Linked DNA regions of Mus musculus: region 1 is linked to region 2. Evidence: chromatin loops called from intact Hi-C (ENCODE). Cell type or tissue: left cerebral cortex. All regions are shown on one strand. Links, peaks and the distances in the headings refer to the core of each region. The heading gives the core; the rest is flanking DNA. Region 1 overlaps Evi5 (ecotropic viral integration site 5). Region 2 overlaps Rpap2 (RNA polymerase II associated protein 2).

The links. Hi-C counts contacts between places; a loop is a spot of excess contacts. Peaks named below come from ENCODE experiments on the same cell type or tissue, not always from the same donor. Only the 100,000 strongest peaks of a DNase experiment are listed, where the experiment ranks them.
Region 1: it touches region 2 in a loop (2.2-fold over the local background); 10 of 42 quality-filtered maps call a loop at or near these places.

Annotation. Positions count from the first base shown.
Region 1 is chr5:107,764,072-107,780,405 of GRCm38, reverse strand. It overlaps Evi5 (ecotropic viral integration site 5), which reads left to right. Exons shown (of 20, transcript NM_001378824.1): 19 at 15,635-15,730. Among named protein-coding and RNA genes, the nearest start is that of Gm42147, 31 kb to the right of the region's middle. In left cerebral cortex, for the core only: no CTCF peak of the experiment used is centred there; a DNase peak (open chromatin) is centred at 8,121.
Region 2 is chr5:107,615,439-107,631,772 of GRCm38, reverse strand. It overlaps Rpap2 (RNA polymerase II associated protein 2), which reads right to left. Exons shown (of 13, transcript NM_144911.3): 7 at 13,597-13,632; 8 at 11,018-11,951; 9 at 7,977-8,071; 10 at 5,805-5,885. A930041C12Rik (RIKEN cDNA A930041C12 gene) reads left to right here. Exons shown (of 3, transcript NR_046195.1): 2 at 1-55; 3 at 1,339-1,523. Among named protein-coding and RNA genes, the nearest start is that of A930041C12Rik, 10 kb to the left of the region's middle. In left cerebral cortex, for the core only: no CTCF peak of the experiment used is centred there; no DNase peak of the experiment used is centred there.

The DNA of each region.
Region 1 (16,334 bases), core at 4,505-12,504, 150 kb before region 2:
CTGCAGCTCCGTCACACGTCCCACACCACTGTGGCCAGGACATGGTTTTCAGGGTCTTTTTGTCCCACTTATGTGCATCCGAAGTTCACTGTGAGGAAGAACTGGTACTTGGTTTCATTATTTCCAACATCAACATATAGTAATAGTCAAAACATTCTTATTTATTGAAGTGAAAATGAATACGTTTATTTCTTGAAATGCCATTTTGATCTTAAATGTTCCCATTTAAAAGATATGAAAAAGTGGTTAAATTATAAATTTAAGTGGAGTGTTAACTTCAGTTCATCCAAAATTTGTGGAGTATCTATGACATGCCTATTACTATTCAAACCACTACCTGGATTAGTAAACAATTCAGAAATATCTCCTTATTTAGCTTAATGTTAGACAGAATAGTTTGGTGAACAACTCTCACAGTATGTAGTTTAGATGATGAAAGTCATGGTGAAAGAATAGAAGAAAAAGAAGGTGCTGAAATAAGACTATTGCTCCCTTACTAATGTAACCAGTAAGGCTCATTGGGAGGGACATTTAAACAAGGCTTTGAAGGCAGACAGGCAGGGCTGGAGGACTCAATGGTAAAGAGCACGTGCTGCTCTTCCAGAGGACCCTGACACCTTTGACATACATACACACATAATTAAAGTAGGACAGGCAGATTTGGGCAAAGAATTCACTGCTAAGAGTAAGGACAAAGGCCTATCCAAAGTAAAGAGCAAATGGGAACAGTCTCTGGATGGCTTTGACAAGAGAGGAGCAAGTCTGAGAAATAATTAGGACCTGTTACACAGAACCGAAGAACTTTGGCTTTTCTCTGAGCAACATGGAAAATCACTGAAAGGTTCTGAGTATATCAGAGATGAGCTAGATAACATTTAGCCTATTAAAATGCTTAAATTAAACCTTGTTTAGAGTAATGCTTGTAAGAGTGTGTCATCTTTAGAGTGGTGGGAAATGGCAGAAATCACCTTTTCTCTGTTGGTGTTTTCCACTGCTCTGTGGATCCAAATGTTGTTTGAACCCTGTTTTTACATTGACAATATATAGAATTGTCTCTACTTTTCAAGTAGTGGGACAAGGCATCGAAAAGTTCATTTTAGCTCCGTTGAGGAAAATAGGTGAGAATTAAACCCATGCTTCCTGATTCTTAGTCCTGGAACTGAGTTTGTATTAGGTGATTTAAAAAAAAAAAAAAAAAGCATGTTTGTTGTCTTATCAAAACCACATTAAACTGTGTACTAAGTGAGGCTTTACGTTTGTACTGCTATGTTACAAATAACGGAAAGTTTTCATTTAAAATGGTATGGGTCTACTCAAACCTAACTTTGGTACTGTTCCTGGTACTTTGTAACATTTACCCACTTTTGCTAGTTTGCCCAATAGATAACCTCTAGGGATGCCTCAGATGGGCAATACCCCAACCACTCTTGGCTTAGAAAACGCCCACTCACAATTCTGTTCTGACAGAGAATGTGGGATCTAGGTTTAAATCAGTGTGCCCAGAGCAGCCTGCACTTTTGACAGAGATAGAAAGGAAGTGATAAGCTCTTTACTACCACTTTAAAATTTTAATCCTTTTAATGGTGTGAAATTACAGTGTGATTTCTGAATTATGGAATTTACCATAAAGCTTTGTAATTGATTTGTACTTTCCAGCTTCCTAAATTAATAGTTGCACAGTGGGTGATAGTTTATATGCTATGTCGTAGCTGGCAAACTTCTTTCTGTTTGATAAGATTCCATCTGATCCTCAAAGTATATTTCTTTATTGTTTCCCTTTTGAACAACTTAATTAAATTGTAAAATATTTCTCTTTTAGGGCTTTTGCTTCAGGCATTCTAAAATGTAGAAATAGCTAGTTTGTAACTATCTCAACAAAGAGAGCTGGGCATAGGGACTATCCCACCCTGCCTGCTGTCTTGTCATTAGAGTTTGTATATGGCATTTTAGGATCTTCTTCCTGCACACATGTTCCATTGTGGACAGTCTGCAAACACTTGACTAGAGAAGCTCAAAGCCATGAAAAAAGAAAAATACAAATCTGAGAAACTGTTACAGCCAAAGGATCCTAAAGTCATAAATAAATCTATTGCTATGTCTCGGGTCAATGCTTACAACAGAAAAAGCAAGTGGGGAAGTCAGGCCCGGAGCTACAGAAAACAGAGCTGAGTACACTGTGGGCTTCATTCATAATTATGTATCAGTACTGGTTCCTGAATCTTTACAAACATAACTGAAGAATGTAAGATGCTAATGGGGAAAGTGCCTGCTCGGTACATGGAAATACCTTCTCAGTTTTTCTTTAAACCTAAGATTATTTCAAATAATGTCTAATGTAAATTATATCTCATCATTTTTAGAAACTTAGAATTATGTGGAATTTTAAATATCTGTAACAAAAATAATTCACTGCTAGTTAAACTACAATTTATAAGAAACATTTTCTAGCTTTTGTGTCTAAGGCTGATCTTTTCATGTGTACATTTGTCCAATCTTGTCAGAAATGTCACTCTAAAATACTAGTATGTGTTTCTCTTTGTAAGTCAAACTTAGCCATGAAAAAAATGCTAGAAAAATAAGTCTGACTTCTTTTCTTCCTCTGTACTTTTCAGAACACATATCTTATAGATACTCAAATGTGTTTTCATTTTCTTCTGGTTACTAAAAAGACTACTCAAACTTTGTGTTCATAACTTTAAGTTACAGGAAACTGTTTTGAGGATCCATCAGTTAGTTACACACAAGGTTAGTGTGATTTGTTTTTAGATGTTTCAAATGAGTCACCTCAAAGTCATGGAGAGGTTACCACTTACCACATCTTCTGTTCTGATTAACTTTTTTTCTTGGGACTGCGTTGTAAATCAGTAGTAACTTATTAAAGTTAGTGGTTGTTTTCAATGTTTCAGTATTACTTCACTTATTAGCCAGGGTGCTCCCTGTCCTTGGGACTGCGTTGGAAATCAGTAATAACTTATTAAAGTTAGTGCTTGTTCTCTGTTTCAGCACCATTTGGCTCAGGGTGCAACCTGTCAACTGTCTTGCAGTCATCTAGTGCAGTTCCAATGCATAAGGCCTTTGGCTGTAATAGACGAATTGAAAATAACCAATTAGAACAAAACAGTCCTCACTCTGCTGTAAGTTAATATTGTGGCCTCTCTGACCGTTGAACCTAATTTCATAATATAGCCATAAAATGTTATTTAACCTTTAAAATAGTTAAGAGATAGCTTTTTGAAAGTATTCTGTAGAAACAAAGTAGTTTTGAAGGCGAGAGAGCTTGGCTCTGCCTTTGTGTGCTACAATCTCTTCTTTGGTAGTTTTTTTCTCTGTGTCTGTAACATAAAAAATACTTTAAAAATGTAAGCTCTACACTTGCATCTAAGACTAAGCAACCTGTGTTGTGTCATGACCCTGCTAATACCACAGACCTTCTGTAATACTACTCCCAGAGAGAACCCACATCCTATGTATAACCTTAGATTTATTTTGAAATCTTTATGAAGAGAACATGGGGGAGATTACTAATTGTTTCTGTTATTTCCTTTAGGGTTGTATATTTATTTATAACAAGTGTTTTTAATTTTAGCCAACAGGACTAAAATAACAAGGTCTATTAAGTAATTATTTCAAATTCTAGAAGTAATATATAATTTTTTTCTTTTTTTAAAATTAGATATTTTTTTATTTACATTTCAAATGCTATCCCCTTTCCTAGTTTCCCTTCTGAAAACCCACTATCCCTTCCTCTCTCCCCCTGCTCACCAACCCACCCACTCCTGCTTTCTGGCCCTGTCAGTTCCCTATACTGGGACATATAACTTTCACAGGACCAAGGTCCTCTTCCTATAAAAATTTAAAAACCATGTTTTAGGTGAAAATTTTGCTTGTATGTCAGGTATCTGAAGAAAACTCAGGAAGGGGAGAGCCAGTGGACTCAGTAGCCAGCACATATATGTAATCTGGAAAGCAAACGTCAGAGTGGCCAGCACATCGTGCACTGTAGAATGCATGCTGACATGATGCTAGTAAACTGCTGCAAGTGTGCACACTGAAGACCTCATTCTCCTTTGAGACATGGTCTTGTATAGCCCAGGCTGGCTTTGGATTCAAAATCCTTATGTCTTGGCTTGAGTGCTGAATTCAGGCATGTGCCACCATGGCTATCTCTGAACATTTGTAAACCTATTTTATTAATCACTGCTTACATTTTCTTTCTATTTTAGATTTATTTTGTGTTCTTTTTGATTTTTTGTTTACTTTATTGCATGTGGGTGTGAATGTGGGTATGTGTACACCACAGTATGCTGCACATAGAGAACATGGAGCAACTTTGTGGACTCATTACTTCCCTCTTTTAGCGCAAAGTCAGGCTTTCCTACTTTTATTTGCTGAGCCATCTTGCCAGCCTTCTTGATGCATAGCTATAAAATTACTTTGAACAAAATGTTTTTATTTTGTTTTGATGGTGTGTATTTATGCATATATATAATATATATTTTAGTGTTAGAAATTGTACCAAGTTATGATTTTTTAAAAGATTTGTTGCTATGAGTACACTGTAGCGGTCTTCAGACACCCCAGAGGAGGGCCTGTACATATAAAAAAGGGGTATGGTACATGTGGGGACAGTCATTTCCAGCATAGCGACAGCTCCAGGGTGGTGATGTGATACTTAGACATCTTTTTTTTTTTTTAAGATTTTTTTTTAAAAAGAATTATTTATTTTATGTGTGTGAGTACATTTCTTCAGACACACCAGTAGAGGGTGTCAGATCTCATTACAGATGGTTGTGAGCCACCATGTGGTTGCTGGGAATTGAACTCAGGACCTTTGGAAGAGCAGTCAGTGCTCTTAACTGCTGAGCCATCTCCAACCCCAAGTTACGATGTTTTTAACAATTGATAATCTTTCCCATCAATAGAATAGTTAGTCTTTGGTATTCTCTGGATTCATACATATCTTTTAGAAAGAATAAATAGTTACAAGACATTAAATGGAAAAGAGCAAATTTGAAACAGTATTTTACTATTTAGTGTGTTAAAAGTATATTATTGGGGCCGGTGAGATGGCTCAGTGGGTAAGGGCACCCATCTGCTCTTCTGAAGGTCCAGAGTTCAAATCCCAGCAACCACATGGTGGCTCACAACCATCTGTAACGAGATCTGACTCCCTCTTCTGGTGTGTCTGAAGACAGCTACAGTGTACTTACATGTAATAAATAAATAAATCTTAAAAAAAAGAAGACTGTATGTTTAAAAAAAAAGTATATTATTATGGCTGTGTTTCATGAGCAGTTATGTTAAATATATGCATATGCACTTAATACATTTAAAAGCATGCACATGGTGGAGGCTGGAGAACTGGCTCAGCAGTTTGAGCACTTCTTGCTCTTCCAATGGAGTTTGGTTCCCAGCACCTGTATTGGGCAGTTCATCATACCTGGAAGTAACTACAACTCAATCCAGAAGGTACCAGCACACGTGTTGCATATGCAAATAGGAACATAAAATTTAATATTAAAATATACACATTTGTATGTGTAATGTATATATTTACATAGTTACATAATATACATATTTAAATAAATTTGGATGTAATAATTCATTTTAAAAAGACAATGTGTTTGTCTTTAAATGAATTTGAAGTGTTTATAGTAAACCTCACTAAAAATGTTGCAGTATTGCCTCTTAGGCAAATAGAAAGCCAGATGATACAGAAGGAGTAGAGCCTACTCCTTCTTTTTACTGTATATGAACCACCTGATTGCTGTAACTGTTAAATATTAATACATTTAAGTTCTTTAAGGTAACCATTGCTAGAAAGAAAACAAGAATTATAACTTCCAAATGAAAGTAAAAGTAACAAAGTGTCTGTTACCAGCAAAGCCCCTAGCATCTCGGAAGTCCTTGTCTGCTTGGCTCCACCTGCTTCTCTGGTGCAGGTTAGCCATGTTTGCCTCCACAAGCAAGGTTCAGCCATACCTGCCTTCGTTTTTCTCTGCTGTGTTTGTTTATTTATTGAGAAAGTATCTCACTGGATAGCCTCGGCTGTCCTGGAACTCACTGTGTAGAACAGGCTGGCTTCAAACTCAGAGATCCACCAGCCTCTGCCTCCCAAGTGCTGGGATTAACGGTGTCTGTCCTCATGCCCACACATGCCCAGCTGTTTTCATTTTATATGAAGGCTGTTGCTCTTGCTGTTCCTCGTATTTGAAAGTCTTTGTTGTGTGATATTTCTCATGACTCTTTTTTACTATTTAGATTTCAGCCTAGAGTCTCCAGCGACTCAGAGTTTCCCCAAACCTGTATTGAGCAGTCTGCTCCTCCCCTAGTTAGTTTCAGCTCCTCATGATGCTTGAGTTTGTGCTAGGATGTGCTGTGGCCTATGTGTGGGTCAGAAGACAATTTCAGGAGTCAGTGTCCCCCTTTGAGCTCTGAGGATTGAGACCAGTGTAGCAGCATGGCAGCACCTTTACCCGCTGAGCCAGTTTAAGGCTCAGTATTGAATTCTACAGGCTCTTCTCAGGGTTTGAGTGATTAACTGGTGCCCAGCATGGTGACCACACCTTTACTACCAGCACTCAGAGAGCAGGGCCCACAGATCTCTGAGGTTGTTAAGCCCAATGTGTTCTACCCTGTCTCAAAAACAGACAAATCAACCAACCAACAAACAATCCTCAGCTGTGTAAGTTAGAACTCGATGCCATTTAGTTCTGAATGCCTATTACATGCCAAGTCCCCCCGCCTCCTAAATGGTATCTTGGATGTGCAATCAAATGGCTATAATTCAGGAGTTAGGGATAAGAAAATGTCCAGTTTGTACCAACCTAAGTTACATAGCTAACATCTGTCTCTAAGTCATACTTTGTATATAGCTCAGTCTAGTAGGATTACAGACATGTACCACATACCTAGCTTCCAAACGAGCCTTTTGATAATGCATTGTATTTAGTTTACTCTGGCTTCTCTCTATTTTTGAAAAAGTGATTTTTAATTTAAAACAGTGTTTTATTTGGAGTTTTATTAGACTTCGGAGTGCTGTTTTAACTGAATAATTCATAGCCTTAAAAGTTAAATTAAAAATGTAGAGGGGTTATTGTAGATAAAACAAGGTTAAAAAGTAGTAAAGTACCAGATAGAAGTACAAATTTTGGGTTGATTCTAGACAGTAAATAAAGCATTTTTAGCCCTTTTGGGGGAGTTTGAGTAAAAACGAGTTTGATGGTATCAGGGATTGCTAATTTAGAGATTTGTAATATATGTAGGTCAAGTTATAAAGAACAGTTTCTTGTCCTCAGACAATGCATGATGAAGTTGTAGTAGTAAATGTCATAATATCTGCTTTTTCTGTCCAGTGGGTTACAAAAATCTCTGTGCATAATATATAGGTGGAGAAATAAGGGAAACAATTGAGATAAAATGCTTACTGCATAGAGCTAAAGGGCATAGAGAGACTGTGGTGCTTCTGTCGGTTTGAGAATGTTGAAAAGTAAGAAGGGCGGGGAAGTTCAGGCAGATGGAAATGGATGACTAGGTGCTGGGTCATTTGCCTCCTGGTCTTTTGAGGTTTTTGTTACCTGGACTCTTGCATCTGATAGATCATTTAGGAGCTAATGGGTCAAAAATTTTAAAAACTTTGTTGTCTTTGTAGAATATTTTAAAACCTGTAGGTTGAAACAGGGCTTTTTAAAATCAGCTATCTTCCTGTCTAAGGAAGTGCCCTTCCTGTGGCAAGATAGGGTAAGTTATAACCAACACTGAAACAGATAAAGAAACAAACAAGAATGGCCTTTCAGGCATACCCATTGCAGTTTATCTTAAGAACTGGTCTGGCTAAACTTGTAGATCCCAGCAAGCGTGAGGTGCCTGTCTTCCTTCTCTTGTGTCCCAGCGTTTTGAGTTAGTCGTGTTAGCTGCATTTTTCCAGCCACTTCTCACAGCAGCTAGATGCCATCACTCTCCTGCGTTTACTTCACTGTGACATGCAAACATTGTCCCTTACAACATTTTCCTAAGTTTCTGGCTTGATGAAGCACACTCAGTTTTCAGTTTGGAATGGTGTGTTGGAGGGCGACAGATGTAAGTAAGCATACTCGTGAATAGAACATCTGCTCTCTGCCTGGACCTGATACACAGCTGCACACCCTTGTTTCCTCACTTCCAGTGACCCATCAGAGTGTGACACATCCTTAGCACATTCTGTCTCTTCCTCATGCTTCCTCTGATTAGAGCTTCCTGTGATTACGGGATAAAATAAGTAAGTCTGGCTGAAACATCATTATCACATCTTAGTACAGTGCCCATCTAAGATGCACTAGTGTGTGCTGTTTACTTACCGCATCTGTCCATTATGTAAGTGAGTTAGAAAATTAGACAATTTCCTTCATTTGTTATCATTTCTCTCTATAGACACTGATGCTTTTCTATGGCCAGAGAATTATTTTGTTGCTTACCAAATCTTTGATTTTTCTTCATTTTTTAGAATAGTTCTTAATTTTTAGTCACTAGATTCTTATGTCTGGACTTATATCCTAGATAGTTTTTTTAGTTCCTCATACATTAACAAATTTTACTATTTTTAGGGTGGCACACACCTTTAATCCCAACACCCAGGAGGCAAAGGCAGGGGGATCTCTGAGTTTCAGGCTATAGAACTAGTTCCAGGCCAGCCACGACTACAAAAGAAACCCTTTCAAAAGCTGGGCTAACTAGGAAAGAGATTTGAGTTCAAAATTGAGCTAACTTCTGTAGAGAGGATCTGAGCAGCTAAAACCAACACGGAAAAAACTGTGAAGTGAAACTGGCAGCGGAATTGAAGGAGTAAATTAAAGACCCCGACAGCCTTTTCTATTTGTGTTCTTAAATGTATCTGCTCTGGAAATGTACAGACTGGATAAATGGATAAATAAGTTGGTGAATCCTGGCAATTTATTGTGGTGCCAGACAGTAAAACATTTATCTCGTCTTTTATATGTAAAGTTACACTAACATTTGTAGTGGGATATTACTTGATTTGGTTTTTCATTGGTTGAGACAGGACTTAATATGTAGCTTGGATGACGTAGAACTCAGAGATCTGTTTGAGCAAGCACTGCCCATCTGGCAAGGATTGTGTGAGACCCTTGGGAAACAACATATGATTATCCTGACTAAAATTAGATATTTTATGTATATAATTGGCATATACTTAGAATTTCTAAATTAATGTTTGAAATTATGAATTTTCAAAGGTGGTTGAAGCCAGGCCATTTCACACATAGGTCTTCACACTGACTATTTCACAATTTCTCCTGGTATAGCTTTCAAAGCATACTTTCAAACCCCAATCTAAGATATTTAGAATTCAGAACATGCATGCATTTTCAGTCTCTATGTTTATAAAACTCCCAGTGATAGTATACCACCATCTTTGACATCACTGTTTAAACCGTCTCTAGCTTAGTTTATAGTATTATATCAGTTACTAACAAAAACTTGAGGAATTCTAGAGTATTCTTTTTAATAAGCTAACAGAAAATCAACTTAAATTGGCTTAAGTAATAAAGATTTATTTACCCTTATAACTGAGAAGTCAAGAGATAGAGTGGGCTGCAGGAGTCTTTGATTTGAAATCCCAATTGCAGTTAACCATGGTTCTGTAGGCTCTGCCTTCTTAGTCATTTTAGCCTCTAGAGGCGTTCCTGTGGTGCTGAGGTGGCCAGCAGCTGAGCTTTGTATCTGTGTGCTATAGTGTCTCCCTCATCCACAGTCACATGCAATTAGAAGTAAAACTCTGCTTGTCGCAGCATAGCAATGTTCAGATTGGTTAATTTTGGAGCAATTTGGGTTTCGGACTTTTTTTTTTTTAATTACGGGTACTTAGCTTGTATGATCATTAATAAGCTGTATAAACTAAGACGTTAACTTCTTTAGTGTGTCTCAGTTGTTGTTATTTTTAATAGATTCTGAAGCTTGAACACAGGTCCTTGTGCAGTGCAAGCACTCAGCACTAAGTGGCTAGCCCCAGAATCTATTTCAGAGCAGGCTGTTATACATCTCTGTAACATTTGAAGAAGATTCTATGATCTTCACCTGTTCCCATTATGTAGTGTAAGTGGGATTGGCATTATGTCCTGACCCAGAAGGTTGGCTGTTAGAGTCTAGACCAGACAAGATCATCACGTGTAGTTTGCAGTGATTGCTCAAATAGTGTGATTTTCAAATTTTTTGATGCAAGTTTTGGACTATCTTCTTATTCTGGGCATTTGATACAGGTTGGATATCTCCAATCTGAAAATCTAAAATAAACGGTTTTGAAGCTGGCACAGTACAACAAATGGAATGTTCTATGCATAACCTACAAATCTCAATCAATGTAAATGCATTAAACATTCATTGAGAAGTATTTTCAGCATATGTGAATGAGTGTATAAGGTACTTGTGAGCTGGGTGTGGTGATTTACTCTGTAATCCTAGCACTTAGGAAACTGAGGCAGGAGATCACAAACACAAGGCATGGGCTTCAATAGTCTGCTTAACTTAGCAAGAACCATCTCAAAAGGGAAAACAAAAGTAGGCTGGGAACATAATAGCTCAGTGGGAGAGCACTCTCTCCCATATAAGGCCAGTGGGAGAGCACCCTCTCCCATGTAAGGCCATAGGGAGAGCACCCTCTCCCATGTAAGGCCAGTGGGAGAGCACCCTCTCCCATGTAAGGCCATAGGGAGAGCACCCTCTCCCATGTAAGGCCAGTGGAAGAGCACCCTCTCCCATGTAAGGCCATAGGGAGAGCACCCTCTCCCATGTAAGGCCAGTGGGAGAGCACCCTCTCCCATGTAAGGCCATAGGGAGAGCACCCTCTCCCATGTAAGGCCAGTGGGAGAGCACCCTCTCCCATGTAAAGTCATAGGGAGAGCACCCTCTCCCATGTAAGGCCAGTGGGAGAGCACCATCTCCCATGTAAAGTCATAGGGAGAACACCCTCTCCCATGTAAGGCCAGTGGCATAGGAGCAAATCAAAGTGCAAAAATTTTAAATACATAAATAAATTTCATGTTGTGACTTGTGTTTTGCCTCAAAGATGTCTCATTATGTGTATGTAAATATTTCAAAAATAAATACAGAACACTTCTGGTTACAAAAATTTTAAAGAGGGTATAGCTTAATCTCTATAGCTTTTCATATTAAATTCCCAGGAAAATATAATAAAAGTAGCATTTACTACTGGAACAAGATGTAGATTTTTATTTATTTCTGTGTGTATGTGCTGGGGAGCTAACCCAAGGCTTCTTCCCAGATGGTAAATAACTGTTGTGTCCTGAGTTGTGTTAAACTCCCAGCTGTCTACAAATGTAGACAGTGAAAACACTGTAATTAACACACCTAAGTCACTGTCCTTATTCTGTAATGTTGCATTATCAGATATTCGTCTGTTATTTTAGCCTTCTTACTTTTTGATGCATTTCAAAATAAGTTATATTATTCTTTGCTCCTGAACACTTAAGCACACATATTGTTAGCAAAGTGATTTTTGACCTTTTGGTTAAAAGCTTTATACATACAGGATCTTCAGCTTTTTTTGTTTTTGTTTCTGTTTTTGTTTTTTGAGACAGGGTTTCTCTGTGTAGCCCTGGCTGTCCTGGAACTCACTTTGTAGACCAGGCTGGCCTGGAACTCAGAAATCCGCCTGCCTCTGCCTCCCAAGTTGCTGGGATTAAAGGCGTGCCCCACCACTCTTCAGTTTAAGGCTTAATTCAAATCCTGACATAGATGCTGTCATGGTAAAGCTAATGGGGTGTGTGTGTGCATCTGTGCCTGTTAGAACCACTACTTCACCCTCTGAAGCTTCATTTATGATATGACATGAGGTGCACGTGCAAGGTCTCCTTGGTGAATTATATAGAGTGTTGATGCACTGAGCCTCTTTCTTCACCAATTATTTTGACTTAGTAAACCAGTGAGCTGGCAATCTGTTGTTATCAGCTAGACCAAAAGAAAACCTCAAGAATGCAAGTCTCTGGTAAATTTATTAGTGTAGCTGACATTTCCCACTTTCTTATCAGAAACAAACATATGACACTACTTGAAATTAGGAAGCCATAAAAATACTTAGAAAAATCTTAAACATTAGATAATTGAATGAACTAACTGTTTAAGAAGTGATATGATGTTAATGTGTAATTCTTAGAATAAGTAGGTCTTTAATATATTTTACATTGTGAATTCTGCTTTTATACTGAAAGACTTCAGTATAAAAAGCCTAAAAGACTTTTAGTAAAAAGCCTAAAAGTAGTATTTAAATGAAAGTCTGTTTGCACAACATAAAAAATCAAAATTTTGTACAAGGTCATTTATACATTTCTCATTAAATAGCATTTAGGATATTTCTGACTCTTTGTTTCCACTTTTAAAGTATCATTGATCTCTCCTTATGTTTTTTGTTGTGAGCCTAGCCTTTAATGGCTGAGCATCTCTCCAGTCCTCACTGATCTCTCCTTAAGTGGTGGATTGACTCCAAATACTCGGGCAGAGCCCTTTGACAGCTGTGTGGAGTATGCTGGTGTGCTGCTGGTGTGCTGTTGGTTTGCTGCTGCTGTGCTGCTGGTGTGCTGCTGGTGTGCTGCTGGTGTGCTGTTGGTGTGCTGTTGGTGTGCTGCTGCTGTGCTGTTGGTGTGCTGCTGCTGTGCTGCTGGTGTGCTGCTGCTGTGCTGCTGCTGTGCTGCTGCTGTGCTGCTGGTGTGCTGTTGGTGTGCTGCTGCTGTGCTGTTGCTGTGCTGCTGGTGTGCTGCTGGTGTGCTGTTGGTGTGCTGCTGCTGTGCTGCTGGTGTGCTGCTGCTGTGCTGTTGGTGTGCTGCTGCTGTGCTGCTGCTGTGCTGCTGGTTTGCTGCTGCTGTGCTGCTGGTGTGCTGTTGGTGTGTTGCTGCTGTGCTGTTGGTGTGCTGCTGGTGTGTTGCTGGTATGCTGTTGGTGTGCTGCTGCTGTGCTGTTGGTGTGCTGCTGCTGTGCTGCTGCTGTGCTGCTGGTGTGCTGCCGGTGTGCTGTTGGTGTGCTGTTGGTGTGCTGCTGGTGTGCTGTTGGTGTGCTGCTGGTGTGCTGCTGGTGTGTTGCTGGTGTGCTGTTGGTGTGCTGCTGCTGTGCTGTTGGTGTGCTGCTGCTGTGCTGCTGCTGTGCTGTTGGTGTGCTGCTGCTGTGCTGCTGCTGTGCTGTTGGTGTGTTGCTGGTGTGCTGCCGGTGTGCTGCTGCTGTGCTGTTGGTAGGCGAGAAGGATTCTGAGATAAAAGTAGAGCTGCTTAATTCTTTTCCCTGGATTGACCCTGCATGCGTTAACAGTTTTACTCATTTCCAAGACATCTTTAAATGTAAATATTTTACGTACCATATTCATTTGACTTAATTAAATATAGCATTTTTTTCCTGGAAATTTCTTTTGTCCAGAGAGTACAAATTCAATGAGCATGTTTTTATTTTATTTTAAGTTTTTATTTTGTTATTGTTTGGTTTTGTGGTACTGAGAATTGAACTTAGGACTTCACGTGTACTAGGCCCCACTGAGGTTTGTCTTCAGTCTTTGGTTTTTTTTTGTTCATTTGTTGGGAGTTTTGTTGGTTTTGGGGGGAAGTTCACACACATTTTGGATGGCTTTTTTTTTTTTTTTTGTTAAAATATTTCCATCTTTTTAATTTAAAAGTTGTTTTAGATTTGCTTATTTTTATTTTATGAGTGTCTTGCCTGCCGGTGTGTATGTAGACCACATGTTTGTGTGCTGCCTATGATGATCAGATTCCCTGGAACTGGAGTCACAGGTGGTTGTAAGCCACAATGTGAGTGTTAAGAACTGAACCTCAGTCCTCTGCAAGAAAAAGCGCTCTTAGCCAGCGAGTCATGCCTGTATCCCTCCATCTTTTTACTGGGATGCTTCAGATATCCTCGTTTTCATCAGTGCTGTCTGTCCTCAAAAAAAAAATCAACCGCGCTAGCAAGTTAATTTTAGCCAAACCCACTTTCAAACATCTTTGGGCTTAGTTGTTTTAAACAGACTGACTGATGCCTGTCTCGCCTGAATAGTTTCTCCATTGCAAGTGTCCCCCTTAGGAGAGAGTGGATAAAATTAGTGGATAATTTAAGGTTCCCGCTCCTTTTCCAGCCTCTCAAACCTAAGGTCTTTCTGTGGTTGTTGCCTTCTTCCCCACAGTCTAAGAGCTTATCTTGGGTTAATCATCTTAAATTTGTGTTGAACTTAATGTCAGCTTGTACCTTCCTAGTGAGTTTATGTCTTATTTAATCAGGATTATAAACATGACAGGATATGAGAATTACACACACGCACAGCAGAAGGTTGCAGAAGACATCCAGTGAGTGACTGTTATCAAATTAGTCTCCTGTGGATGGACAGTGGCCTACTCCAGAGCAGTGGCATCATCTTCTCCTCCTCAGAGCGCACCCTCTGCTCTTCACAGCCTGCGCTCATTGAGGTCTCCCTTTCTTACTTTGCTGTTCTTGTTTTGTGCCTTTGAAATTCTTAAAAAATGGAACAATGATTAGCCACTGTTCAAAGTAAGGCTGTCCTCTTTTGGTCTCAGGAGTGACTTAGTACTTTGAGCCTGTAGATAACAGCTTCTAAACAATGAAAGCATTAGTACACGGCTTCCTAATTATAAACATTTTGGAGTATTTTAAACTGTTTTCACTCTTTAAGGAGCCCATTGTCTAAGAGTTCACTTTTCATGATATGAGACAACTGGCCAGTCTTGGTGGCACATAGCTTTAATCCCAGCTCTGGGGACACAGGAGCAGGCGGATCTTGACTTTGAGGCTATCCTCAAAGTCAACTCTAGGCACCTGGGGGATCTGCAGTGAGAAGAAAGGAAAAGGCAGCTCCTCCCCTAATAGCTGTAGCCTTGGAAAAATGGACCCTTCTCTTCCCAGGAGCACCCTTTAAAGACTTATTTTACTTGTTTGTAAGATTCAGTTGAGTGCATGTGCGTCTGTGTGGGATATGCACATGTGACTACAGTAGCCTGAAGAGTATGGAGTGTCAGGCATGTCAGATCCCCTGGGCTGACCTAGCAGGCCGTTGTTGACAAGGACGCTGGTGGTTGAACTGGTCTTTTTCAAGAGCAGTGCATGCTCAGAACTGCTGAGCCATCTCTTCAGCCCCTGCAGCATTTTAAAAATCAGCTATATCTAGGATTCTCAATGTATATCCTGAGCAAATTTAACAGGAGCATCACAGTTAATTATCTCTTTCTAGAGTTGGAGAACTTTTTCTGATTCTGATTTCAGGTATAACTTGAACTCCAGTTGGGTGTTTTTGATTAGGCACTGGCTTTTATAGTTGGTAGAAAACCAACTGCCTAAGAAAACAATTATATAAATGGCCTTGAAATTTGAGGGTAATATTGCCATCAGAGGATCTGTTTGATAATTAATTTTAAGACTTTTTCAAGGGTTATTTTATGTGGTCTGTGGTTTGTCAACACCCATTAGGCATGTATTAGAAATACTCAGTTTAATGCATTTTGAATTCCTTTCCAGTAATAGAATGGATTTGTTCAAAATTTAGCTAACTAAACTGCTGCCCTAGGTCTTAAAATATCTTAGCTCATGATGTAAAAGTTGTCCACTGATTTTCCTTTGTTGTATTGTCACAAAACAGAAAGAAGAGGGCAAGCTCCAAGGACAGCTTAACAGGTCTGACTCTAACCAGTACATTAGGGAACTGAAGGACCAGATAGCAGAGCTGACTCATGAGGTGAGTGATAAATGCTGGTCTTCACATATTTCTTCCTTCCTTCCTCTCTTAATGTCACACGTTATTACTGACCTTTTCATGCTAAATGTTTCTATGAATAAATAATTATCATTAAGAGCACCTTAGAAGATTGCCTTTATAAGCAAAGATTTTTGTGCTCAAATATTAAGATTTTGTCTTCCCTAAGCCTTTAATAATAACTTAAAATGGTCAATCCCCAACATGTATCTTATTTTTTATTGTGATCTGAAAATACTTGGTGGTTGCCCGTGTATATTAAACTTTTCCTTACACCTAACTGACTAGAATTGGTGGGGGAAGTATCTTTTCCCTCTGGCCTCCATTCCCCTTCACAGTGTTCTCACTGAGAATGCAAAAAAGGATACTCGCAAGATATCAGTTAAAGGGATTTCTTAGTATTTGAATGCTTTTTAAACTTGCACCTAGAATCTCTGACATTCAGCCAATGAAATTTGACAGAATTTGAATAGCTCTTAGGCTAATTTAAATTACTTAAACTAATCCCTGTGACAGGAGAGAACCTGTTTATTGGTCCCATTCTTTACTATTCTCTCATACATATTCAGCAATACAGGTAAAACTG
Region 2 (16,334 bases), core at 3,435-11,434:
AAAGGCACACATTGGCAGATCAGCTTTCTGTCACGACTTGCCAGCTCCGACACAGGTGAGCAGAGCCGTCCCTCTTTGGACATCTCCACCTGGTTTCTCCCTCTCTCTGTGGTATCACTTGCCAACCTCTTAACTCCGAGCAACCAGGGCTTCTGACCCAAGTCTCTCGTGGTCTCTGCAGACAGTCTTATGACACCAAGAGCACTATGGGCTGACACTCTCAAACCTTCCAGCTCCAGTCTGGACCTCCTTCCTGAATTCCAGTTTCTGTATCAGACACATGACACATGCAGCATGAGCACACATGCCCCTTGTGTCTGGTAGGGCTAGGCTGCTCTGTGCCCCACACAGTTCCACGGCTCTGACCGCGGGCGGATCTCTCCTCCTGACTTCCATTACTTTCCTAGGTTTATCAGCACCCTAAATGCTCAATGACTACATCAGGCTCACTCCTGTTCTCAGGCTTCGTTTTTAACTTTATATGTATGGGTGTTTTTCCTGCATGTGCGTCTGTACTCCATTTGCATCCAGTGCAGGCCAGAAGAGGGTGTCAGATCTAGTGGAACTGGAGTTATAGATAGTAGTGAGCCACCATGTGAGTATTAAGAATTCAATTCAGGGGTGGTGGCACACACCTTTAATCCCAGCACTCAGGTGACAGAGGCAGGTGGATCTCTGTGAGTTTGAGGCCAACCTGGTCTATAGAGTGAGTTCCAGGACAGCCAGGGCTACACACAGAGAAACCCTGTCTTGAAACAACAACAACAAAAACAACAACTACTGCAACCATGGTTAAGTCGTTCCAATAAATTCCAAATAAAAAACATTCACATCTATATAAGACACATAAAATCTCACACACACACACAACACACAACACACACACACACACACACACACACACACACACACACACACACACACACACACACAGTGAACTCAGGCCTCCTGGAGGAGCAGTAAGTGCTCTTTACCATTGATCCTACCTCCAGTCCCATTTTCAGGTTTCTTAAATTTTTCTTTTTTTTTTTATGTGCCTATGGTATATGTTGAGTCTGTGTGCTACGACACATGTATGAAGGTCAGAGTACAATTCTGTAGAGCTGGGTCCTACTTCATCTTTCTGTAAGAGTCTAGAGATCAGACTCATATCAACAGCAAGTGCCTTTTGAACTGCTGAGCCATCTTGCCCCTCTGATCAAGCTCTTCTGTTGGATGATCTCAGATAGGACCAGTTTGCTCCTGATCTCCCATTAGCCCTTTCTTTAAATGCATCTCCCCTTGCTGTCTTTCCCCACCAGGTTATCTAACACCAAAGCTTCTCATTCTGCTTTTCAGCTTCTTGGAAGAAATGGAGACCACTGGACAAGAGAAGAGTCACATAACAATACTAAAACGTGCGGACAGCCCTTTGGCCGGATGAGGCACCACGAGATAAGGGCTGTTTGTTCACTGTATTGTAGCAAACAAAATGGAATCCAGTATATAACCACAAAGAGTTGAATAGCAGGAATAAAAATGACAAAACAACCTCTTGGGTGGTTGTGTGTATATCTGTGCATGTGTGAGAGAGGATCTCATTATGTAGCCTTGGGCTGGCTCACCCCTGCCTCTGAGTACTGAGATTAAAGGTGTGCACCATCAGGCCTAGAATTCTGTTTTGAATTTTTGTTTTTTGTTGTTTGTAAACCTTCAGGTAACACACATTTAATATTTCATGAGTCCATTTTGTCATGCAGGAAAAACAATGTAGCACATGTGTAATATCTACCACTATTCCAGGAACTGGGGAAACACAAGGAAGGGTTGTGATAGTTACCTTTCTATTGCCCTGACAAAGTGTCACGACCAAGGCAACTTACAGAAAAGTCTATCGGGACTTACAGCTTCAGAAGGAGAGACCATGACCACCATGACTCGGAGCTTGGCAGCAGCAGGCATGGCATGTCCCTAGAGCAGTAGCTTAGATCTTACATCTGATCCTTAGCAGGAGACAGACAGCTTACCAGGAATGGCTTGGGCTTTTGCAACCTCAAGCCTCCACTCCAGTGACACATGTCTTCCATCAAGGCCACATCTCCTAATCCTTCCTAAACAGTTCTATCAATCAGAGACCAAGTATTCAAATTCATGCACCCATGGGGGCCTTCTCATTCAAGCCACAGATACTGTGTTTTTATCTCACAGCATTTCTGTTACATTATCTGGATAGCAAAGTTTCACTCGTTTTCATATTACTGATCCATAGAATTTCTACTATATATGCTAAATAAGTATGTTTACTTTGTATAACTAATAATTAAAAAACAAAAGGGGCTGGAGGGATGGCTAAGGGGTAGAAAACAAGGGCTGCTCTTCCAGAGAACCAGGTTCAATTCACATGCCACGTGGCTCACAGCCATCTGTAACTCCAGTTCCAGGGCATCCAATTCCCTCTCTCGCTTCCCTGGGTATTAGGCACATTATTTAAAATGTATACATGTTTAGAACAGTAGTCTTGATTCACCACACAGGTAATTTAAAGAGGATTTTAATCCACCTCTGCTCAGATAAGAGTCTTAACCTGCTGGGCAGAGCCTGCTCTGTGCTATGCCAGGTGAGTGGTAACAGACAAAGTCCACTAGGGAGTGGGTAGATAGGAGTGGGCAGTTCTCTACTCAAGCATGAAAAGTTCTTCAGAGAGCCCTAAATAGCCTCTCAACTCTGTATGCTGAAATCACCTAGGGGGCTTTTAAGCTATACTGCTGTCTGAGCACAACCCTAACTAATCAAAAGACACCTGGTCTCCAGGGATCAAGCCACACACTTGTAGTTGTTAAATGGCTCAAGAATGGCTGTTCTACAAGCTCTTCGTATTGATGACCATTTCAAAAAGAAAAATATTGTTATTTATATCAACTTTTCCCCATTGGTCAGTATTGATTAGAAGGAGATCTCCATAGTAGTCACTACCAAGTGACTTAATTTTTTCAGAGGAAACAGGTTATAGATCACATTGTCCTGTCAGAAGCACAGGGTTCCTTATTCCCTGGAGCACCTGACATCTCCCTGAAGGTAGTCAGGGAGATTAATCTTTATTGGAGCTATAGACCCCAAAATTAGAGCATAATTCTATAGTGCCCCCTACCAAGGTAATGCTTACTTTTTGGTTTGTTTCTCACAGATGACTTTATTAAATTTCAATCATATGTAACAGTAGAAAAAACACAAAATAAGATCTGTATACTCCTTATTATTCAGACAACAATCATCTGACCATCCATGTTTCATCTCCACAGCTCCATACTTAACTACCACACTACTAACTTGGATAATTTTAAAGCCAATAGATCATTTAATCATTTAATTATTGTGACTAATGAAAAAAGTAATTGGAAGGGGTCTGGTTGCAAAATAGGAATGACAGAAAAAGTGATAAAATAAGTTTATACATTAAAGGGGACATTTGAGGGGGCTGGAGAGATGGCTCAGCAGTTTAGAGCAGTGACTGCTCTTCCAGAGGTCCAGAGTCCAACCCCTAGCTCACAATGTGTAAGGGGGTCTGACGCCCTCTTCTGGTGTGTCTGAAGACAGCTACAGTGTACTCACATACTCATATAAATTAAATAAAGAAATCTTTAAAAGTGCGGGGCATTTGAAAGTGACTTTCGGCCTATCTGCAGTCTGTGTGTCAGGACTGAAGAACCACTGAAGAGCCTCTTGTCCTGGCTAGCGCATGTGTCAGAGGAGCTTCATCAGTAACATAAGTTGCACAGTAGATTCCTTACACAAGCTTTCACAATAATCCCATTAGGCTCTTTGGGTTTTTCAAGTTTTGGTCTGGTAAAATTACTGGTTTTCAACGTAATACACTTGGAAGTCCTCAAGTATACTCAAGAATACTCCCATGTCAAAGAATGTCCCTTTGATATGTGCATGAGAAAACCACACAGGTGCTTGGACTATACATTAGGAAAGCTGCCAGCTTAGGGAATGGAAGCTGTAATGCAGTGCTAATAAGTTAGAGGGGTTCTGGGGTCTGTCCTAACCTGACCCTCAGGCATGCTAACTGCATATTCTACCACAGAACCACATCCCCAGACCACATGGCAGACTTACTACTCTTCATATTTCAGCTTCTCTCTCTGTCTGTCTCTGTCTCTCTGAGACAGGGTTTCTCTGTGTACCCTTAGCTATCCTGGAAGTCACTCTATAGACTAGACTGGCTTCAAACTCACAGATACCACCTGCCTCTAATTCCCACGTGCTGGGATGAAAGGTGTGCTCTACCACCTGGCTTATATTTCAGCTCCCACACCAATTCTTTATGACAGTATTCCATAAGTAGCATCTTCCTAATCTGCAAGGCAACCTCCTACCATAAGCTTCAGAACCACTGCTATGGTCCTCCCCTGAGGTTTATTATGCCTGTCATCATTTTCCAGCTTTACTGAGGGATAGTGGGTAAATTTATATGTGACTATATATCTATATTCACCAGAAAAAAATGGGCTGATCAGCACACCTCTCACCTTATGTAGTTTCCTTTGTGTGTGTGTAGCACTAACAAGAGCTATTCTTTTAGCAAATTCTCAGCCTAGTATGCAACACATGAAAGCAATACATGTTTCCCACTGTAGTTAATAAGATGCTTCAGGAAAAGACTATATCTGAATGTGTGTTCAGGGCCTAAACACAGGAAGTAGATAAATACTGTCTAGTAAAATATTTGCCTGTGGAAAACTTAAGTTGTAGGAAGAGGTGACTAAAGAAGAAAGGCAGGACACGTGAAGTGGAGGGAAACACGGGCCTGAGAACACACTTGCCCTTACTCCTAAGTCCTGTTAGGGAGCTCACAGTGGAGCCCCGACTGGTGAATGAAATCTGATGCAGTGTCAGGTCTCTGCATTCCTCTCCAAGCTCACGGTGCTGTTTGCTGAGCTGCCTTTTCCTCTGCTTTGCTAAGGTTTGCTGAGTCGGAGCACCTTATGATACAGTAGAACACAAGGTGACCTGACACAGGAGTGCTGCAGAAGACGCTGCAAGTTCTCCTCGAAGATTCTCTAGAGGACAGGACTTGGCGGTGGCAGGGTATATGCTCATGTGTCAGGTCTTGAGTCTCACTCCCATTCCCCCACAAACGTGAACAAACATGCACATGTACACACGTGTAAGTATGTGCACACACATACATGCCTATTACTAATTTCTTATATATGGATATATGTGAGGTTTGTGTGCATATATGTATAAAGGGAGGTCTCTGTGTGTATATGAGGAGGTTTGTGTGTGCATGTGGGAAGGTGTGTATGTGTGTATAGGGAGGTCAGAGGATAACCTTAGGTTTAGTTCTTCAGCTGTTGTCTACCATTTTTCAGTTAGGGTCTCCTCCCTGTGGCCTAGAACTTGTTAAGTAGCCTAGGCTGGCCAGCCAACAGGCCTGCCTCTACCTCCTCAGCACTAAGATTATCCGCACACAATCATGCCAGCTTTTTCATTTTTTAAAGTTAGCATCTGGGGCTGAATGCAGGTATTACGCTCACAAGGCTGGCTTCCTACTGACAGAGTCATCTTTCTTCATCCTAAAATTTTCCTCCTAAATGAAGTTACTTTACAAGCAAGCTATCCAAAGTAAAATGTGTCAGAACTCGAGACAAAATGGAGATGTATTCAACAGAATCAAGAAGAAGAAACAGCACTGAGTCTAAGATGAGTCCACAGAGGTCAATCCCTTCCTCTGCTCATGTTCCCATCCACCTGTCACTTCACAAGACAATCAATACAGTCAGTAACAGAGACGGAAAAATTATACCATTAACACTAACCTGAAAGTCTGAATGAGGTTTTTAAGTTCAGTGTAAATATCTCCCATTGTAATCTGAAGAGGACCCAAAAGTCCAGGCAATCTGAGGAGAAAAGAACAAACAAACAAACAATGACATGTTGTGCCTCCCTCTGGGTTTTCCTCGCCAACAGTGACACTGAGGAAGTCTCAAAGGTTAAGGTGCCTCAGGACTAGTGAGAAGTCAAGCACCATTCACAGTTAGCCCTGCTGCTTTAGTCTGTGCTACAGAGAGTAAGGCCTGGAATACAAAACCACTCTGGCTGATGGCATTTAATTCCATAGCTTCATGATGAAAGCACTGCCCTTGGACTAATCTTATCAAGACGATTTTATCTCCAAATCTCCAACTAGTGATTAACACACTTCTTGTTTCCTTGCTTAAAATAAATAAATAAATAAAATTGCAGGTTGGAAAGTTCACGGTCGATCTCTTACCTCGGAAAAAAGATTTGTAAACTTTGTTTTGTTTTTGTTTTAAACAGAAACGGGCAGTTTTGTAAGTGTTACTTGTGAATGGCTGATTTTAAGAACAATCCTTCCCATTACAGGGCACTTCAAGCCAAAGCAACGTTGAACCGAAAGAAACTTATGTTCTTGGGTGTGAAATGGGCCTATGGCCATGCAGACATGCTGATCGAGCCCACCAGCTGTGGAATGTCCAGTGGCATGGCTGTTCACAAGGGTGGAGGCTCCCTGCCCTTGTTTTAACAGCTCTCTCTTTGCTGGCTTAGGAAGGTGTGAGATAGTTTGTTTTTCTAGCCTACAATCTCACTTTTCTCCTTTATGACACTCCTATGTCACCTACAAAAATAATTACTAAAACATATCTGAAAAAATAAATCATAAGATGGAAAATTTTCAAGTGAGGAAATTCATGCAAGCCTTTCTCTTCCCCCACCTTTATAATTTTCTTTTTTCCTTTTCCTTTTTCTTTTTCTTGGATATTTTCTTTATTTACATTTCAAATGTTATCTTCTTTCCCAGTTTCCCCCACTCCTGGAAACCCCCCATGCCATTCTCCTTCCCCCTGCTTCTATGAGGGTGTTCCTCCATTCACCTAGCCACACCCACTTCCCTGCCCCCGATTCCCCTACACTGAGGCATCTATTGAGCCTTCATAGGACCAAGGACCTATCCTCCCACTGATGCATGACAAGGCCATCTTCTGCTACGTATGCAGCTGGAGCCATGTGTACTCTCTGGTTGATGGCTTAGTCCCTGGGAGCTCTGGTTGGTTGATATTGTTCTTCATATGGGGCTGCAAACCCCTTCAGCTCCATCAGTCATTTCTCTAACTCCTCTATTGGGAACCCCATGCTCAGTCCAATGGCTGGGTGCAAGCATTTGTCAGGCTCTGGCAGGGCCTCTCAGGAGACAGTTATATCAGGCTCCTGTCAGCATGCACTTCTTGGCATCCACAATAGTGTCTGGGTTTGGTAACTGTATATGGGATGAATCCCCAGGTGGGACAGTCTCTGGACGGTCTTTCCTTCAGTCTCTGCTCTACACTTTATCTCCATATTTGTGCCTGTGAGTATTTTGTTCTCCTTCTAAGAAGGACTGAAGCCCCCACACTGTGGTCTTCCTCCTTATTGAGCTTCCTGTGGTCTGTGAATTGTATCGTGGTTATTTGGAGTTTTAGGACTAATACCCACCTATCAGTGAGTGCACTCCATCTGTGTTCTTTTGTGATTGGGTTACCTCACTCAGGATATTTTCTAGTTCCACCCATTTACCTAAGAATTTTATGAATTCATCATTTTTAATAGCTGAGTAGTACTCCATTATGTAAATGTACCACATTTTCTGTATCCATTCCTCTGTTGAGGGGCATCTGGGTTCTTTCCAGCTTGTGGCTATTATAAATAAGGCTGCTATGAACATAGTGGAGCATGTGTCCTTGTTATATGTTGGAGCATCTTCTGGGTATATGCCCAGGAGTTGTATAGCTGGGTCCTCAGGTAGTACTATGTCTAATATTCTGAGGAATCGCCAAACTGATTTCCAGAGTGGTTGTACCAGCTCATGCAAGCTTTTCAAATCATTAAAAAATGTTCAGAATTCAAGGTTAATATTTATAAATTGCAAATTCATAAAATTACTGAGTTAATTTAAATCTCTTAAAATGCCAGAACGACACGTCCATACTCACACTTTGCTCAGTTTTTCAAGAACAATCCGTCTTCTAATCTGGTTCTGGGAACTTGAATCTATCAGCGGGAAGCTGGGGTCACGCTGAAGCACACTCTTAAAGCAAACAGAGAAACTTTTTTTTTTTTTTTTAAATGAGTAGAGCAGTAACATTAACTAGAAATGTGTACTCTTCTAGTACAGAAAAAGACTTGAGAACTGAACATTTAAACCTGAGCTTCATGCCGGCCATCTGCCCTCCTTGGAGGGTAGTGGTCTCCTCTGCAAACTACTAAACTTGCTATAAAATATAAAAGTATATTTAAGGATTAACGTAAGAATTACGACTTGTGGGAAAGTGTTTGCAGAAAGGGGGAAGGTCATTCCAGTGAACTAGGGATGAGAGAACTGGAAGGGAAACAAACCAACCCACAAACAAGCTAGCAAGGTAGTAAGAAATCTGGGCTGAGACCCTGGAGAGGGTAACTCAGGAGAGCGCTGGGCTAAGCCTGGAAGAAACAACTCAGATCCTGAGAACCTCAGCAGAGTTTCTAATGGAGTCACAGGTCAGGCATGCCAAAGGAGGAGGGTTATGGGTAATGCTCCCCAGTGGAAGGACAGACTTGGAAGGAGCACGCGCTGAAGGAAAACTGACTCTTGAGGACTGCTGCCACCACTGAGTCCCCTCAAGTCCTGCTCAGGTATGGTGACGTGGGTGACTGGAAATCTCTAGAGGTAAACAGATCATCCTAGAGGATGCTAACAATATCCTGCATCTCAGGTTTCGAACTCACGATCCTGCTTTAGCATTCCAAACACTGGGATTATAGGAACACACCACTAGATTCAGCTTGTAACATGTTAATATACAATGTTTGATGTCTAATAAAATAAGACAATAGCAAATTTTTATTACTGTTAAGTGGTATACTGTATGATGCTATATAAAGACATTTAACATTTTCAATGAAATGACAGTTAAAACTTTTAGCAGACAACTGGAACTATATATATGAAAGAGCCACCAGATGCAGAACCGAGCAACAGAGCATTTCTAAGCACTCATCAAGCAGGGGTGCAGCAAGGGCCACATTCTCCCTGGTGACACTGTGACTAGTGTCCATCATGAAGTACAGTACCTGTCACTGCAGTCATGGCAGCTGGGTCTATGGGAGCGGTGACCACTTCATCATAGAAGGCCTATACCAGATCCTGGCCACACTTCCCTCTTACTGCATGTGGCTTTGGTGGCAGAGTATGTAAGAGGTGGAAGGCTGGCTGCTGTTGGGAGCAGCCTCAGTAACCATCACTCAATGCTGGGGGACTTTTCAGTGATGCAGCTGCGGCTACCCAGCCCATCGGTAATCCTAGCATACTCAGTCTTACAAAGTGGACCTAGATGGAAACTTCCCTTGGATTGTGGATCCTTATTCAAGGTAAAAAGACATTTCTTTTCCATCAGGAAAGTTACACAAAAGGCAGGCTTGGGGCTCATGGGGCACAGGTGACTCGGGGCTACTACACTTGTGCAGTGTATATGCAGCAAGGACTACAGGGATACACAACAGCACGGATGCCTAGAATCAAACCAAACAAAACCACATGGTATTATGAAACAAACTGGACAAATACAGGCTGTTCAAAAACTGGCCAAGTAATCTCCACTACTATGTCTGACAGTAAAACTGCAAAGGGGTCAGGGGCAGACACTGATGCTCAAGTTTCCTTATAAGGAAGGAGCACCTCCTGGTCTGGACAGTGATGTCATGGGGTGTTTAGTGTAAATATTCAATAATCCGTACACTTGATATTAAATGCCAACACAAAGCTGTAGAGTGTTCTACAACAAAGTCATAGACTTCAGACACTCATTTCTATTTTTTAAGGCTTCTTAGTGCAAAACCCAGTGAGTAATGGTGGGTTATACAGCTCACAGGGAGAGACTAGTGTTTCTTTTAGTTTAATCTAAGTTTTGGATGCCGTCTAATATTAATAGAGATTAATTTGAGATTTCAAATATGGGTCCAAAGCTAGGCAAAAATTCTGTAAAGATGCAATAAATTTCTCTATTTTTTTTTCTAGCTCCATGTTACCTCTCCAAATCTCTAAGTGCATTTTTAATCTTAGGGCAACATCACTTACAACTTAGTAACAATTATATGGTAAAAATAAGACTGTTACCCACTCTTTTCGTTATGCCATATGATTCGCAGATAGTACATATGAACCAAAGATACGAACTGCAATGTTACACAGTCCTTCCTTCCTTCCTCTCAGCATGCACTCAGCCTTTATGTATGACTGTGAGCCAAGTTATCAGTTATGTGACACACTCTGAACAAGTGAACAATGCAAGTTCTATTTACAGATAAGTAGCATCAAAGAATTAACTTTAAGAAGCTAGCAGATGACAGAGCAGATATTCAATATCTATATCCATTTCTTCCCAGTAAGTTCCTTTACTGAATTTTCATCTGTAACATTTCATCTTGTAAGCTTGTGAGGTGTTTTGACATGTGTGTGTGTGAATTCACAGGCGTGTGAGCTTGTGAGGTGTTTATACTCGTGTATGCGTGCATTCATGGGCATGTGGGGGCCAGACATCAATGCTGCTAGCAGTCTTCCTCTATCGCTTCTCTACTTCAGCTTTTAGATATAGTCTTTTACTGAACTTGGAGATGTCCCCTTAGACTGGCTGATCGGGGAGCCCCTGGAATCCACCTTCTGGCAGTGCCTAACAGATACATCCAGTGGGTAAGCTGTGCTTAGCTTTTATTAGTGCTAGGAATCTGAACCCAGGTCCTCAAGCTTCCAGTAAGCCACCCCCAGCCATATCTGTAACATTTCAAATGGACACTGCAATTAACCTAGAGAAACATCTGTCTAAGTAACCGACCTACTCCACTGCAGTCACCTAGAGAAACATCTGACTATCTAAGTGACCGACCTACCCCACTGCAGAGCGAGAGGCTCCCAGGTCTGCTCTGCAGAGTTCTCTCAGTCTGAGCAGCCTGAAACACCCATCATGAAGACATCATGAAGACACCCATCATGAAGACATACCTCTTTAGAGTCCTGAGACTTGGTAGTGTCTTCATTTAAAACACAGCGCCCTCTGTAGAACTCCCTGACCCTCAGGTTCAGCATCTCCGTTTCCTTTTTCAAGCTCTCATAACTTGGCAGTGGCTTAATGGCTGTGTCTGAGCCTCTAAAGGGCAGTGTTGCATCTAGGGTGTTCTGAGCTTGACTCAGGGCAGGACCACAACTACCTGGGTCACAACTTATGTCATCTTCATCAAGTTCTTCATCAGGCTCAGAGGCTGAAGAGGGTTTCAGACACACAGAATCGTGGTTCTGGCCATATAAAAACTTCAGTGTTTCTTCTGTCTTCCATTCAGTCAGAGTGTCCGACAGAACTCGGAGTAAATTTGCCTTCGCAACCTCAGGACGCACGTGTACCAAACCAGAGGCTGACCCAGAACCTGGATTTGACTTGGCAAATTTGCTCCTGAAATGCTCAGCACTCTTCTTGCTTATGCCTACAAGCGTAACTTGTGATACACCGTGTTTATGTTCAGAAATGGCTGAAGTGTTAAATCTGTCACACAAAGGGCCAGGTGAAGAAATCTGAGTACTTTCTTTCTTTAAAGGACGTTTACAAGTGGCCACTTTCTCCTGACTATCTAATCTGCAATTATCCAGCTGCTCGGTAACCTCTGACACGGTCTGCTCTCCCTCCTTGGAGTCCACGTTCTGAGCAGCCTTCTTTCTCATGATGCTGCTTTTTGTGTGCGGCTGCGGTCTTGTATCCACTGCCTTTGGTCTGTTTCCTGGTAGAAGAGAAGAAACAAAGCCTTGCTCCTCCTCATCACTGGCTCGCTCACTCCAAGAGCTGGAAGAAGCAGGGTCACACTGCGCCTCCAAGGCGCCGGAACCGTCAACATCTGCTGCTGTCACGGCATCTCGGAAGAACTGTACTACTTCTCCAGAACTGCCGCTGTACAAGGAGAGACCACCAAAACCATGTCAATGGAGACAAAGCTTCCCACAGGGACGCTGGGAATTCCCACGGTAAGAATTTCTGTCCCTCAGAAACAGCCTTACATTTTATACTCTCACACTGACATTTCAGAAGGCTTTCATTTCTCCATATTTAATACACATTTGACAGAATTCTTTTCCAGCTTTCCTTTGCCTTTTCCTAACATTTTACAATTCTTAAAGCAGTATAGCAAACACCATAACCCTCTAAAGACTCTATCCTACTCAACAATTTTGAGTTTTGCTTGAAAAAATAGTTAATATTTTCTTGTTCTGGCTGACCATTATACAGAAATTTTCATGTAATGAAAAAATACAAAAGTCATAACGAAAAATGAAGTTGGCACATCAACATAGTTCAATGAGAGATATTTAAATCTGAGCGCTCATGAATGCAAACAATAAGATAACAGCTGTCCCATGGTTGCACATTTTGATTTTCAGATTCAGTTTCAATCACATTAAGAATTCTGAAGGAGCAAAGGCAAAGCAGAAGTTCCTCCAGCTCATGTTGAGACAAACAAGCACCCATGAGCACTCAGAGTTTGAGGCCTAGTCTAGAAGCACATGGTGGGAAGGAGTGAAGGCCAAGCTAGACAGCAAAGAGCTGAAAACAAGTCCTAGTGGGACACAGAAACTCATCAAAATTTCCAAAATTCCAGGATCACATATATTTTTTTTAACCAGACTCTAACCTACATCATCAGGCAAGTAACTTTTGGATAAGAAGAAAAGAAAGTTTAACTTTAAGAAACTAGATTACAGGCTAGAAAGACAGCTCCGCAGTTAAGATCACTTGCCCTCCCAGAGGACCTGGATTCAATTCCCAGCACCCAGGTGGTTCACAACTGCCCTTAACTTCACTTCCAGGGATTCAACACCATCTTCTGACCTCCCTGTGCCCGCTGGACAAGCATATAGCAAATCGACATACATGCAGGCAACACATATAAAAAAATAAATGAAAAGCTGAAAGAAACTTTCATAGTCTTTATATCCCATTCTGTCTCTTGAGGTTTAAAGCAATGACGTTTTATACTAGGTTAAAGCCAGAAAGGTGTCCATCAATAAACAAGGATCTCTTATTTGTACTCAATACCCTGTGACTAAGGCAGTGATTAGCAACCAGGGACATGTGATCTGAGAGTGAAAGGACCTGTCCTGAGAGACGGCTGGAGCTGAGCAAACACCACCATGAAGAGCTGTGAGGTGGGACTGGCAAAACCAAAAACCAAAAATCTATAGTCTGCGCTTCATATTGATATGTAAGATATTCTTTCAAATGATCAACACATTAATATCTTAAAATCATATAAAACAAGACCATAAAACCCTTTCTCCAAATACAATTGGCACGACCTCACCAACAAAGGAGTGGTGTCTGAGAGAGAGGCTATGTTTGTGTCTATTTCAACAGCTTCAATTAGACTTCCCCAGTGGGACAGCTGCACGATAAATCAGACAGATCAAACAAATCATCTTTCCCTCACAAAGGAAAATGGTGAACGTGTCACACGTTTCTTTGTAGCACACAAGCACAGGAAGTCCAGGCGATCACACCACCTGGCCCACTCAGGTCAGTGAAACTGACTGGAACGAACCTTTGTCCTTTCTTCAGCAGCTGAAAGTCAGGAGGCCTGGAACAAAAACACAGAGAGAAGAAACTGAAGGCAACTGACCCAGCTTGCTTGAGTTTACTACAGCTGTACTGCATAACAAATATAATTAAAGGAGTATTTCAGATGAAGATTTCTTTTTTCTTCCTTAAGGAAACAAACGAAAAAGGGGACAAAGTACTGTAAAATACATGCACAAAAATCTGGATTTGGTGGTTTTGTTTTTTACTTAAAATTTACTCATTTTCAAAACTAAGTTCAAATTCCATGCACACAGTACCGCTTCCCTTGACAAAGGTAAAATCACTCTGCTCCCTAAATTGTAGTCACTGTGAGCTCCAGTCAACATGGTTGTCAGGTTTTCTTTATTGTCAGAACTGTTATCTACGTGTTTTACTTTACACATGCTTAAGCTGGGTTCTTAACTGATCCACCAGCTCTTCAGACAGAGACTATATTGTAATTCTCATCTGGTCACCCTAACTTCTGAGACAGCCATGATGTTAAACTGTGTTCGTTTTGGTTTTGAAGGCCTTGAACTCATAAAGGCCCAGTGCTGGGAGGAAAGGTGTCACCACGCCTGGCTTTTTAAAAAGGTGTTTTGGTTACATAAATATCTGTGTCCTGAGTGTGTGCCTGGAGAAGTCAGAAGAGGAGGTCAGACATCTACAGACAGCTGGGAGTTACATGTAGTCATTAGGATGTAAACCAGGATCCTCTGCAAGAGCAGCAATGTGCTCCTAACCACTGAACCACCTCTTCAGCCCCTGCACTGATTAACTTAGCCCTGAACAATGTGGGTATACATTGTTTGACCACCATGAACACTGAAAAGGCAAATACAGGGCTGGAGATGTAGTTCCGTTGGCACAGCTTCCCTAGCATACTCCATTGCCAGCACCACATTAACCAGGTAGTGGGCGATGGAGGCAGGAGGATCAGTAGTAGCAATGTAGCAGTTTCCTCTGAGAGAAACATTCCATCCTGTAGCGAACTTCTCAAACTAGATGATCAACAGCTCAAAACAGAAGTCCCTGAAACTGACCAGATTCACCAGGTCTCTCCCTGCTTAAAGGTAAATAATGAAGCCTGGAAGAGAGTCACTCTCAAACAAACCAAGCTGAAATGAATGCTATGCTATGGCAGACCAGAACAGCTGCCTGGAAGAAGCAGAGACCAGCCCAGCTGCCTGGAAGAGCTTTAGAATGGGTCACCTGGAAAGGACACTTTCCAACTTGTTGAGCCTTCTCCAGGTTCCTGGCTTCTGTGAGCTGTCACCCAAGCAGGAGTCAGCTTTGGTAATGGAGCTGATTTTGATCATTTCTGCTCGTGTTAGTAACCCTCACCCACATCTCTGTAATAATACCAATAAGACACACTGGGTCACTGTTTGACTTTGGTCTGTTCTGGGTTCCCTAGCTGGGATGTACAGTAGGATGTGTGTTGTGTCTCCCCAGAATGTCTTGTCACAGGGTGACAGAAGTTCAAAGCCAGCTGGGGCTGCTTCAAAGGAAAAAGTGGGGCAAACAGGGGGACAAACATGACAGCCAGTGAGTCCATGAGGACAGAAAAAAATTCAGAGTACCTATGAAGGAACTACAAAGAGGCTTTCTTTTACAAGTAATTTTTGTGTTGGGGCTGGAGAGGTGGCTCCGTGGTTGATAGCACTGACTGTTCTTCTAAGACCAAGATTTAATTCCCAGGACTCACATGTCAGTTCACAACTGTTTATAATGCCAAGATCTTACACAAATACCCTCACACAAACATATATGCAGGCCGAGCACCAACACGCCAATGCGCATAAGAAAAAAAGAACAGAAAAAAAAATGTAGTTTTTATGGTGCTAGATTTTGAACCCAGGGCCTCATGCACACTCGGTAAATGTTCTACTATTTAAGTTCCTTCCACAATTTAAGAAGAACCTTTAAGCACCAAATAAACAGAAGAAACAAAAAGAAATATAAAGGTCTAGAGGCACAATACAGAGACATCAAGCCACCAAATGTAAATCTTATTTAATGACCCAAACAAGGGTGTACTAGGGGGTTTTAAAACTGCAAAACAATTTTAAGGCCAAGAACAAAACCCCCAAACTTTTTAAATTAAAGTGAAGCTAATGTACAGATGAAACTAGAACTTACTTGAATTTTGATGTTTCAAGACTGCCAATTTAAAACGTCAGGCCCAAGTGTCTCCCTCTACTGTGATCACGGCACTGACTAGCTAACTCCCAGGAACGCCTGTACTTGGTTTAGTGCAGACACAGGAGGCACTGCAGGGATGGCTCTCAGCCCTCCTGTCCTTGAAGATGGGAATTACGGCTGACTTAGGCAGTCTTTCCTACTACATCCTTCACAAGTTCTTACCATCACAAAGCACAAGGAATGAAGCCGTGACCGCTGTTCCAGCCATCTCTGCAGCTCTAAAGGCGATTTCCCCATTTTCCCTTGGCCCACAGAAACAGGCCTTCCCCATCTTCTCAGCTGTCCTGGTTCCCCTGCTGCCTCTGTTCACTGAGATCAATCCAGAGTCCTCACTTTAGTTTGATGATGTTCAAGACTGTAAGTGGTGCTCCTTGGATGGCAAATAACCACCACCATTCTACTGGTTACTTGAAACACTTACAGTGTAGACACTTTCCATACTTTTTACTCTTCTGATCTATACCTTTATTCATCCCACAGATCCTGGCTAGTTTTATGTCAACCTGGCACAACCTA